Linked DNA regions of Homo sapiens: all the other regions are linked to region 3. Evidence: chromatin contacts called from ENCODE Hi-C or POLR2A ChIA-PET data. All regions are on one chromosome and are shown on one strand. The core of a region is the stretch at or near the end of the contact, and the rest is flanking DNA. Distances in the headings are between cores, read along the strand shown. Region 1 holds the start of MARS1 (methionyl-tRNA synthetase 1). Region 2 has its middle 13 kb from the start of PTGES3. Region 3 holds the start of STAT6 (signal transducer and activator of transcription 6).

Region 1 (2,908 bases), core at 182-2,681, 380 kb after region 3:
GCACTTTGGGAGGCTGAGGCGGGCGGATCACGAGGTCGGGGGATCGAGACCATCCTGGCTAACACGGTGAAACCCCGTCTCTACTAAAAATACAAAAAATTAGCCGAGCGTGGTGGCGGGCACCTGTAGTTCCAGCTACTCGGGAGGCTGAGGCAGGAGAATGGCGTGAACCCCGGGGGACGGAGGTTGCAGTGAGCCGAGATCGCGCCACTGCAGTCCAGACTGGGGGGCAGAGCAAGACTCCGTCTCAAAGAAAAAAAAAAAAAAGAGATGCTCTTCTACCCCTTTGATGAGACGTCGAGCTGTATATGAACTCAGACTGGTATTAATATTTTACTTGTCTACATTCTTTTTTTTCGAGACGGAGTTTCCTCTTGTTGCCCAGGCTGGAGTGCAATGGCGCGGTCTCGGCTCACTGCAACCTCCGCTTCCCGGGTTCAGGCGATTTTTTTTGCCTCAGTCTCCCGGGTAGCTGGGATTACAGGCGCCTGCCACCATGCCCAGCTAATTTTGTATTTTTAGTAGAGACGGGGTTTCAGCATGTTGGCCAGGCTGGTCTCGAACTGCTGACCTCAGGTGATCCGCCCGCCTCGACTCCCCAAAGTGCTGGATTACATGCATAAGCCACCGCGCCCGGCCTATGTACATTTTTGTTGTTGTTGTTGATAGGATGGATATGTACACTAACTTCCACTTTGTCACTAATTCCGCACATGGTAACTCCGAACTCTAAAACTCTGACCGTTAAGAGCTTGCATCGAGAGCCACTGCGAGTAGCTGCTGTTATGACATGGCCATTTCATTCTCCACAACAAGAGAAGCAGCCGCGGCTTCAGTCACCGCCCTCCAGCAGCGTAAGAGGATAAAAGTGCGACTTGCCCTAAAACCTAAACGTCTCTTCTGGATCTCCAGAAAAAAAGTGCTGCTCTAGGCCGGGCGCAGTGGCTCACGCCTGTAATCCTAGCACTTTGGCAGGCCGAGGCGGGCGGATCATCTGAGGTGAGGACTTCGAGACCAGCCTAGCCAAAATGGTCAAAGCCCGCCTCTACTAAAAATACAAAAATTAGCCGAGCGTGGTGGCACGTGCCTGTAGTCCCAGCTGCATGGGAGGCTGAGGCCGGAGAATCACTTGAACCCTGGAGGCAGAGGTTGCAGCGAGCCAAGACCGTGCCACTGCACTTCAGCCCAGGTGACAGAGGGAGACGCCCTCTCACAAAAAAAAAAAAAAAAAAAAAAAAGTGCAGTCTAGCCCGCATCTGCGGCCTCTTCATCTCGATGATAGTCTTTTCCTGTGTCTTAGCGTTGCATGATGGGAGAAATAGTCTACTTTCCGGTAGCGGTGCCAGGGCAGTGGCCTAATACGGAACTCCATTTCCCGGCGTGCCTCGCGGAGGCCGCTGAACTCAGAAGCGGGAGGCCGGTTCCGGTTGCATCAGCGAGGGATTCACGGCGAAATGAGACTGTTCGTGAGTGATGGCGTCCCGGGTTGCTTGCCGGTGCTGGCCGCCGCCGGGAGAGCCCGGGGCAGAGCAGAGGTGCTCATCAGCACTGTAGGCCCGGAAGGTACTCGTGCTGGTGCTGGTGGGCGGTGGATGGGGGGGCGGGACCGAAACACGCCAGATTCTCTGCAGCTGTCTTTGCCAAACCCCTAGCCCTCGCCACACACCCCAATCGACCACTTCTCCTATTATCCTTGATCACTCCACGCCTTCTTCCCTCCCAGTCACATCTTTCACTTCCTTTAATTACCCTCAATATAATACCCTTCCCTTATCTCTCTCCTCCCCTCTTCCGTCTTCCCGGTCCCCGCCTCACCCCAGTAAACTGCTCTTCCCTTCCCAACCTTCTCCTACACCTATCAGGCATCCCCCTCTGCTCTTTAGTTACTAGCATGACAGCCCCCAGGCACCCTTTTGTGTTCTTAGGAAATCCCTCTCTCCCCTCCTAACACACACACACGTTCCTTTCTGTTTACCTCTTCTCATTCTCAGCCGATTGTTTGGGTGACTCTTAGGAGGTTCTCTTGTAAGTCTTCTCAGTTCTTTTAATTTTGTTCTCCCACTGTGACCTTCAGATAATTATGAAGATATCCCAGTTACTTTCAGTCGTTAAGTTCTTGGCTGCAGCACTATCCCAATACCACCACCTCCTCTGCAGTCCCCATCTGTTGCTTCCAGCTGGCAGTTTCAGCTGAACACCTGCTGGCCTCTCCAGCCCATTCCGGACCACCCCCTTTCAGTGGTCCTATCCTGGAACTTCTGGGTTGAGACTGCCCATCTTTCTTTTTTTACTCACTGAACAATGCAAGGTTATCCTAAGTTGACAAAGTATTTCTTTTCTTTTCCTTTTTTTTTTTTAACCCATTTTCCATTCTTGCATCAGATTGTGTGGTCCCGTTCCTGACCCGGCCTAAGGTCCCTGTCTTGCAGCTGGATAGCGGCAACTACCTCTTCTCCACTAGTGCAATCTGCCGGTCAGTATTGGTCCTTGGTGTAGGGAGGTGGCTGAATCAAATCAGGCCTCACTGTCATTTGTGTGGCTTTATTTGCAGCCATTGTTTCCCTGTGTGATGAGAAATGGGCTAAATGGGCCCCTCTAAGTCCATCATCTGTTGCTCTCTCTCTGGGCAGATATTTTTTTTTGTTATCTGGCTGGGAGCAAGATGACCTCACTAACCAGTGGCTGGAATGGGAAGCGACAGAGCTGCAGGTAGGACTAAGGTATGGGGGATGTCAGGCAGGCCCTTGTTCTGCGTGGCCATCCTGACTCATGTCCCCTGCATTTTAGCCAGCTTTGTCTGCTGCCCTGTACTATTTAGTGGTCCAAGGCAAGAAGGGGGAAGATGTTCTTGGTTCAGTGCGGAGAGCCCTGACTCACATTGACCACAGCTTGAGTCGTCAGAACTGTC
Region 2 (2,923 bases), core at 54-2,553, 410 kb before region 3:
TGCTCTGTTTCAAAGGCCTCTGACAGAAGTTTTTGACATAGTTGACCAGCCATTCCTTTTTCTTAAAAAGGCTGTCTTCTGTTTCTTTGTTATTTATTTTTTGAGACAGGGTCTCACTCTGTCACCCAGGATGGAGTGCAGTGGTGCCATCTTGGCTCACTGCAACCTCCACCTCATGGGTTCAAGCGATTCTCCTGCCTGAACCTCCCAAGTAGCTGTGAGTACAGGTGCGCACCGCCACACCTGGCTAATTTTTGTATTTTTAGTAGAGACAGGGTTTCATCATCTTGGCCAAGTTGGTCTCGAACTCCTGGCCTAAGGTGATCCACCTGCCTCGGCCTCCCAAAGTGCTGGGATTACAGAGGTGAGCCACGGCACCCGGCCTTATTTATTTTATCTTTTTGAGACAGGGTTTCACTCTGTCACCTGGGCTGGAGTGCAGTGGCACGATTTCTGCTCACCATAGCCTTGACCTCTGGGCTTGAGTGATCCTCCCGCCCCAGCCTCCCAAGTAGGTGGGACTACAGGCGGGCGCCATCACACCTGGCTAATTTTTTTTTTGAAAAGGAGTTTCGCTCTTGTTGCCCAGGCTGGAGTTCAATGGCCGATCTCGGCTCACTGCAACCTCCGCCTCCCGGGTTCAAGTGATTCTCCTGCCTCAGCCTCCGGAGTAGCTGGGATTACAGGGGCGCACCACCACGCTTGGTAAATCAAGGTCAAAAATTATTCTTTTTTTTTTTTTTTTTTTTGAGATGGAGTCTCGCTGTATTGCCCAGGCTGGAGTGCAGTGGCGCCATCTTGGCTCACTGCAAGCTCCGCCTCCCGGGTTCACGCCATTCTCCTGCCTCAGCCTCCTGAGTAGCTGGGACTACAGGCACCTGCCACCACGCCCGGCTAATTTTTTGTATTTTTAGTAGAGACGGGGTTTCACTGTGTTAGCCAGGATGGTCTGGATCTCCTGACCTCGTGATCCGCCTGCCTCGGCCTCCCAAAGTGCTGGGATTACAGGCGTGAGCCACTGCCCCCCGCCTTTTGTTTTTTTTTTTTTTTTTGAGAGGGAGTTTTGCTTTGTCGCCCAGGCGGGTGTGCAATGACGCGATCTCGGCTTGCTGCAACCTCTGCCTCCCGGCTTCAAGCGATTCTCTTGCCTCAGCCTTCAGAGTAGCTGAGATTACAGGTGCCTGACACCAGGCTCGGCTAATTTTTGTTTTTTTAGTAGAGACAAGGATTCACCATATTGGCCAGGCTGGTCTCAAGCTCCTGACCTCAAGTGATCCGCCCGCCTCAGCCTCCAAAAGTGCTGCTATTACAGGCATGAGCCACCGCGCCGGCCCCAAGTGACTCTCATGGGCTGGAGACACAGGCTATTATGAATTGCTAACCACAGTCTCTTAGTCTCCCTTTTAAATAACAAAAGAGGAAATTTCTTCACTTCCTGACACAACTCTCCATCATACAGTTGGCCAAGAGCAGTTAGAAACTTTCATCCTTAATTTGTGTCCTTTGGGAGTTGCTGCTTTCTTAGAGTCATTAAATGCATGTAGGCAGTGTCTGCTTCATTAAGCCAGATTTATACCAAATGAAAAGGCAGAGAAAGATCTAATTTAATGAATATTTCTTTTTTTTTTTTTTGAGACGGAGTTTCACTCGTCACCCAAGCTGGAGTGTAATTCGTGGTCTCCGGTCACTGCAACCTCCGCCTCCTGGGTTCAAGCGATTCTCCAGCCTCAGCCTTCCAGCCTCAGCCTCCCAAGTAGCTGGGATTACAGGTGCCCGCCACCACACCCAGCTAATATTTGTATTTTTAGTAGAGACAGGGGTTTCACCATGTTGGGCAGGCTGGTCTCGAACCCCTGACCTCAGGTGATCCACCCTCCTTGGCATCCCAAAGTACTGGGATTGTAGGCATGAGCCATCGCACCGGGTCTTAATTAAGATTTCTAAGAACTAGATCAACAAATCAGTGGGACTGTAAAGGCAATTCTTGGGACACAGGTCAGGAAACTCTGTGCTTAATTCAGAAATCAAAAATCCAGCAATCTCACTTCTGGGTGTTAGAACTGTAGAAAATAAAATTTTAGACCGGGCACGGTGGCTCACGCCTGTCATCCCAGGCCGAGGCGGGTGGATCACGAGGTCAGGAGATCGAGACCATCCTGGCCAACATGGTGAAACCCCGTCTTTACTAAAAATACAAAAATTAGCCTGGTGTGGTGGCGTGCGCCTGTAGTCCCAGCTACTCCGGAGGCTGAGACAAGAGAATCACTTGAACCCGAGAGGCAGAGGTTGTGGTGAGCCGAGATTGGGCCATTGAACTCCAGGCTTGGCAACAAGAGCGAAACTCTGTCTAAATAAATAAATAAATAAATAAAAATATAAAATTTTAAGCCCCCCAACTGACTGAATGGATCCCCATTTGGCCAAGAGGACCCCCAAACTCCTGAAAAAGTAGTTCAGGCAATGTGGGGAATGGGAGGCATTGAATATGCCTCATTATACTCTCTTCCCTTTGGAGTTCTGGCACAACTGACCAGCATTAACATTAAAACAGAGATCTTGGCTGGGCACTATGGCTCATGCTTGTAATCCCAGCACTTTGGGAGGCCGAGTCAGGTGGATCACCTGAGGTCAGGAGTTCGAGACCAGCCTGGCCAACATGATGAAACCCCGTCTCTACTAAAAATACAAAAAAATACAAAAAAATAAAATAAAAATTAGCTGGGTGTGGTAGTGCATGTCTGTAATCCCAGCTACTTGGGAGGCTGAGACAGAAGAATCGCTTGAATCTGGGAGGCGGAGGTTGCAGTGAACAGAGATCACACTACCGCACGCCAGCCTGGGCAACAAGAGCGAAACTCCGTCTCAGAAAAACAGAAACAACAACAACAAAAAGAGTTCGAGACTAGCCTGGCCAACATAGCAA
Region 3 (3,279 bases), core at 380-2,879:
AGGGGACAGGGAAGTAGAAGAGGGGGTTGCATCCCCATTTCCAGGTTCAGGGAGGACTGGGTAACCAGTGGTTTCCCAGGGGCCTCTCAGTTCACGTTTCTCATAATATCCCTCTCCCAGAGATGAGGGAGAGGATGGGATGACAACTCCCCAGGTCTCCCCAAACCCAGTAACCCCAAGTCCTCCTGTTGCACGTTCAGCCTCTCACCTCTCCCAGGCCTCTCAGAGGGATGGAAAATGGAGAGGTCCCTTCTCTGGACGTTTCTGCTCCAAGACCTTCATGCCCCTCTTTCCTCCAGTGCCCACTTACCCCAGCTCTTTTCTCCTCAAGGCAGAATCCTTACCCCTCCTGCTCAGGTTCCTCCAATAGGCCTTTCTCTAGCCCAAGAGAGAAAGGTCCTCTGGAGTGAGTGGGCACCGCTTTCCTCTGCATCCCCTTGCAGAGTGACCAGCCTCCTGGCATGGCCCTGGCTAGAAATATCCAACCCCTCTTCTTCCCCAGCCATCAGGAGGACACATTTCTCCCCACCCCAACCCATAACAAGGCTGGGTCGATTGGCTTGACCAGGACAGGGGCACCTTTTGTCTTCAGCCCCTTGAAGGGGAAGGGAGGGAGGAGCCACGGCGTGAGGGGCGGGGCCAGTGTTACCTCCCAAACTCAGAAGGGAAGCGCAAGGTCTGGGATCCTCGTCCGCCCGCTTGGTGGCCTAAACTCGCTTATCTCAACCCCTATCTGCCCGAGTCCTCTGATTGTGGGACCACAGGATCGAAAGTTAAAACAGCTTCTCTGAGTTGCCCAATGCGTGAATGTGGCGGTGGGGGCAGGCGGGGAGGTGGAGCCAGTTCAGCACGAGGAGGGTTAACTCGGCGCCGCCGCTGGGAAATCTCAGCGTCTACAGCAGCCAAGCGTGGAGCAGTTTTGAGGGGGAAATTCCCCCTCGTCTGGGCCACCATGAGGTCTACATCTGGGGCTTGCTCACGCCCCAGCCACACCCTTGAACAGGAACCTTTAGTGGAGGGCAGGATAGGGGTTTAACAAGGATCCACTGCCCTCTGGCATCAACCTTCCAGGGAGGGGCGGCCACTTCCCCCGACTCAGGGCAGAGGGGCACTCCTTCACCTCCTTTCCCTGACTTTCCATGGCCCTGGGGGTGCAGGGGTGAGGCTGTGAAAACGTGACCCATGGGGGAGGGGAGTACTGAGGCCTGGACCCTCCCAGATTCCTCCAGGAGTTCGAAACTGCTAAAACCCAGTGCCACCAGCCACCAACACTAGCTGAAACCATCTCTTGGGGACCATCCACCCAGCCAGGGGAGGATCCCGAGAGCTCCCCCCACGAATCCACCCCCATGCACTCATAGAGGCCCCCGCACCCACCTCGGAGGCAACCCCTCACCTCGGCAACCCCTCTGCTGTCTTCTCCCTTTCTCAGCGGGCACTTCCAGGCCCCATAGGTCTGTAGCTCTGTCCAGCGAGTTCAAGGCTGGCCCTGCTAGCACCTCCCCCCTTCCACCACCACCACCAAAAAGAAAAATAAGATAAAGCACACACATACATACACACACACACACACACACACACACACACTCCTCTCCCGTCCTCCCTCTTCAGTGTAAGCAGTGGCTGCCCCAGCCCGCTGTTTCCGGCTTCTCCTTCTACCCAGGTCCCTCCCTGGAGCTCTGACGACACAGAGAAGAGAAAGTGGGCTGGAGGAGGAAGAGGAAGAAAGTGGGGTGAATATGTGTGCCTCCTGTGCCGAGTGGGGGAACACGTGGGGGATCAGGACTGGGGTCCAGGCCTTGGAGCCAGGCTTGGGGGGAGGCTGACCCCCACTTACTCTGTCCCCCTCAAAAGCATCAGCTTTTCTCCAGAAAGTCACCCAATATCAAACAGAGATTTGCCACCCCTAACTGCCTGGCTCCCAAACTCAAACTCTGCCAAGGGCTGGGGTTTGGACCCACAAGGGACTGGGCTCCCCAGGGCCTCAGGAAAAGTAAATCCCTCTGGACTCTGCGCTCCCTCCAGTGGAGGACCCTAAAAAGCCGCCAGGGAGCTCGATGCCAGCCAACTCCTAGGTCCCCCTCCCTTCCGGCAGGGAACGCCTTAGAGGTCGGTCTCGTGACCACTGACGGGAGGGAGTGGGGGAGGGGAACCCTCAGCTCAGAATTCTGGAAGACTCTAGGAGTCCCTTGGACTGAAGCTGGTCTTTGCTCTCTCCTCACAGGGCACCCCTCCTGAGACTGTGGTGGGAACCAGCACAAGCCGGAGCTGCTGCCTGCAGATTCACAAGGGGCAAGTTTGAATACGAATCTGCTGTGTTCCTATCTGCCAAGTTCCTATATGTTTCTGGGGTAAACACTGAGACACGCCAAGAAACAAACACACACATGCACAACTTCCCTGACCACAAGACTACACACACACACACACACACACACACACACACGTGCAGGCAGGCTCACAAACAGAGCCCATTGCAATCACAACACCACACACACACACACACACACACACACACACACACACACACAGTCTTGCTCAACTTCTGAGTCATCAACATAACTAGTGGAGGGTTCTGCAGTTTTTGCTGGGGGAGGAGCTGGAGGAGACCAAGGGATCCAGAGAGGCCTTTACTCCCGGACACCTGAGAGCCCCGGTGTGTGGAAGAGGTGGTGTCTGAGGGGCGGTGGGAGGAAGTTTCTACTCCCCTCCTCCCTCCCATAGCAGGGGCTGGGCTGAGGGGCCAAAGCTAGGCCTATGCTGCCCCCTGGTGCCTGAATTGATTTCCAGAACCAGCTCCTCCTCCTCCATCCCTTGCTACCCCGCAGGTCTGTACATGAGTGCACGTGTGTGGACCCAGCCAGGCAGCAGAGGGTTTGAACACAGCAAAATATAGCAGTTAAAAGACTGGACTGTGGATACAGGCTGCTTGGGTTCAAATCCTGCTAATGCTGCTAACCACACAACCCTGAGCAATTTACTCTGTGATTCATTCTCGTCATCTGTAAAATGGAGCAAATAAGTCTTAACCCATAATGTGAGAATAAAATGCAGTAAAACATCTGAAGGCTTAGAACAATGCCTGACACACAGTAACTGTCAGGCACTATTTTTATGGTTCATAATAAACCAGGTATGAGGAAAGGAGAAGGGTCTCCATCCTACATAGAAGTCCCCAGATTTGGGGGTCATGTTACTGCCAAAAGGATATTGAGGGTGTATGTGCGTATGTGTTTGCTGTGTCTGCAGGACAGTGAATGGAAGAGAAGGGAGAGCAGG

The links. A loop is a pair of places that touch in the nucleus more often than their neighbours do. ChIA-PET counts read pairs that join two places held with the same protein, here RNA polymerase II (POLR2A). Pooled maps may share reads with other maps.
Region 1: a pooled map shows a loop between it and region 3 (4-fold over the local background). The contact joins the promoter of MARS1 here to the promoter of STAT6 in region 3. A Hi-C loop is called at or near these places in 1 of 168 maps with a recorded cell type or tissue (CD8-positive, alpha-beta T cell), 1 of 37 single-sample maps with no recorded cell type and 8 of 50 pooled maps. POLR2A ChIA-PET finds 5 or more read pairs at or near these places in 6 of 52 experiments (AG04450, B cell, Caco-2 and 3 more).
Region 2: a pooled map shows a loop between it and region 3 (3-fold over the local background). The contact joins the enhancer-like site here to the promoter of STAT6 in region 3. A Hi-C loop is called at or near these places in 1 of 50 pooled maps. POLR2A ChIA-PET finds 5 or more read pairs at or near these places in 6 of 52 experiments (AG04449, GM10248, HepG2 and 3 more).

Annotation. Positions count from the first base shown.
Region 1 is chr12:57,486,637-57,489,544 of GRCh38, forward strand. It overlaps MARS1 (methionyl-tRNA synthetase 1), which reads left to right and starts at 1,432. Exons shown (of 21, transcript NM_004990.4): 1 at 1,432-1,563; 2 at 2,383-2,473; 3 at 2,631-2,709; 4 at 2,788-2,908. The coding sequence starts at 1,455. It also overlaps a transcript of ARHGAP9 not described here. RefSeq lists enhancers at 409-1,356, 1,170-1,559, 1,357-2,303.
Region 2 is chr12:56,699,533-56,702,455 of GRCh38, forward strand. No RefSeq gene overlaps it. Among named protein-coding and RNA genes, the nearest start is that of PTGES3, 13 kb to the left of the region's middle. RefSeq lists silencers at 1,223-1,377, 1,326-1,385. Within about 2 kb of position 1,304, at least 6 of the 41 ENCODE cell types and tissues checked have a DNase peak (open chromatin) inside an H3K27ac peak, as active enhancers do.
Region 3 is chr12:57,109,733-57,113,011 of GRCh38, forward strand. It overlaps STAT6 (signal transducer and activator of transcription 6), which reads right to left and starts at 1,630. Exons shown (of 22, transcript NM_003153.5): 1 at 1,397-1,630. LOC124902946 (a long non-coding RNA gene) reads left to right here and starts at 990. Exons shown (of 2, transcript XR_007063334.1): 1 at 990-2,109; 2 at 2,225-3,147. RefSeq lists enhancers at 756-1,703, 1,704-2,649 and a silencer at 2,689-2,848.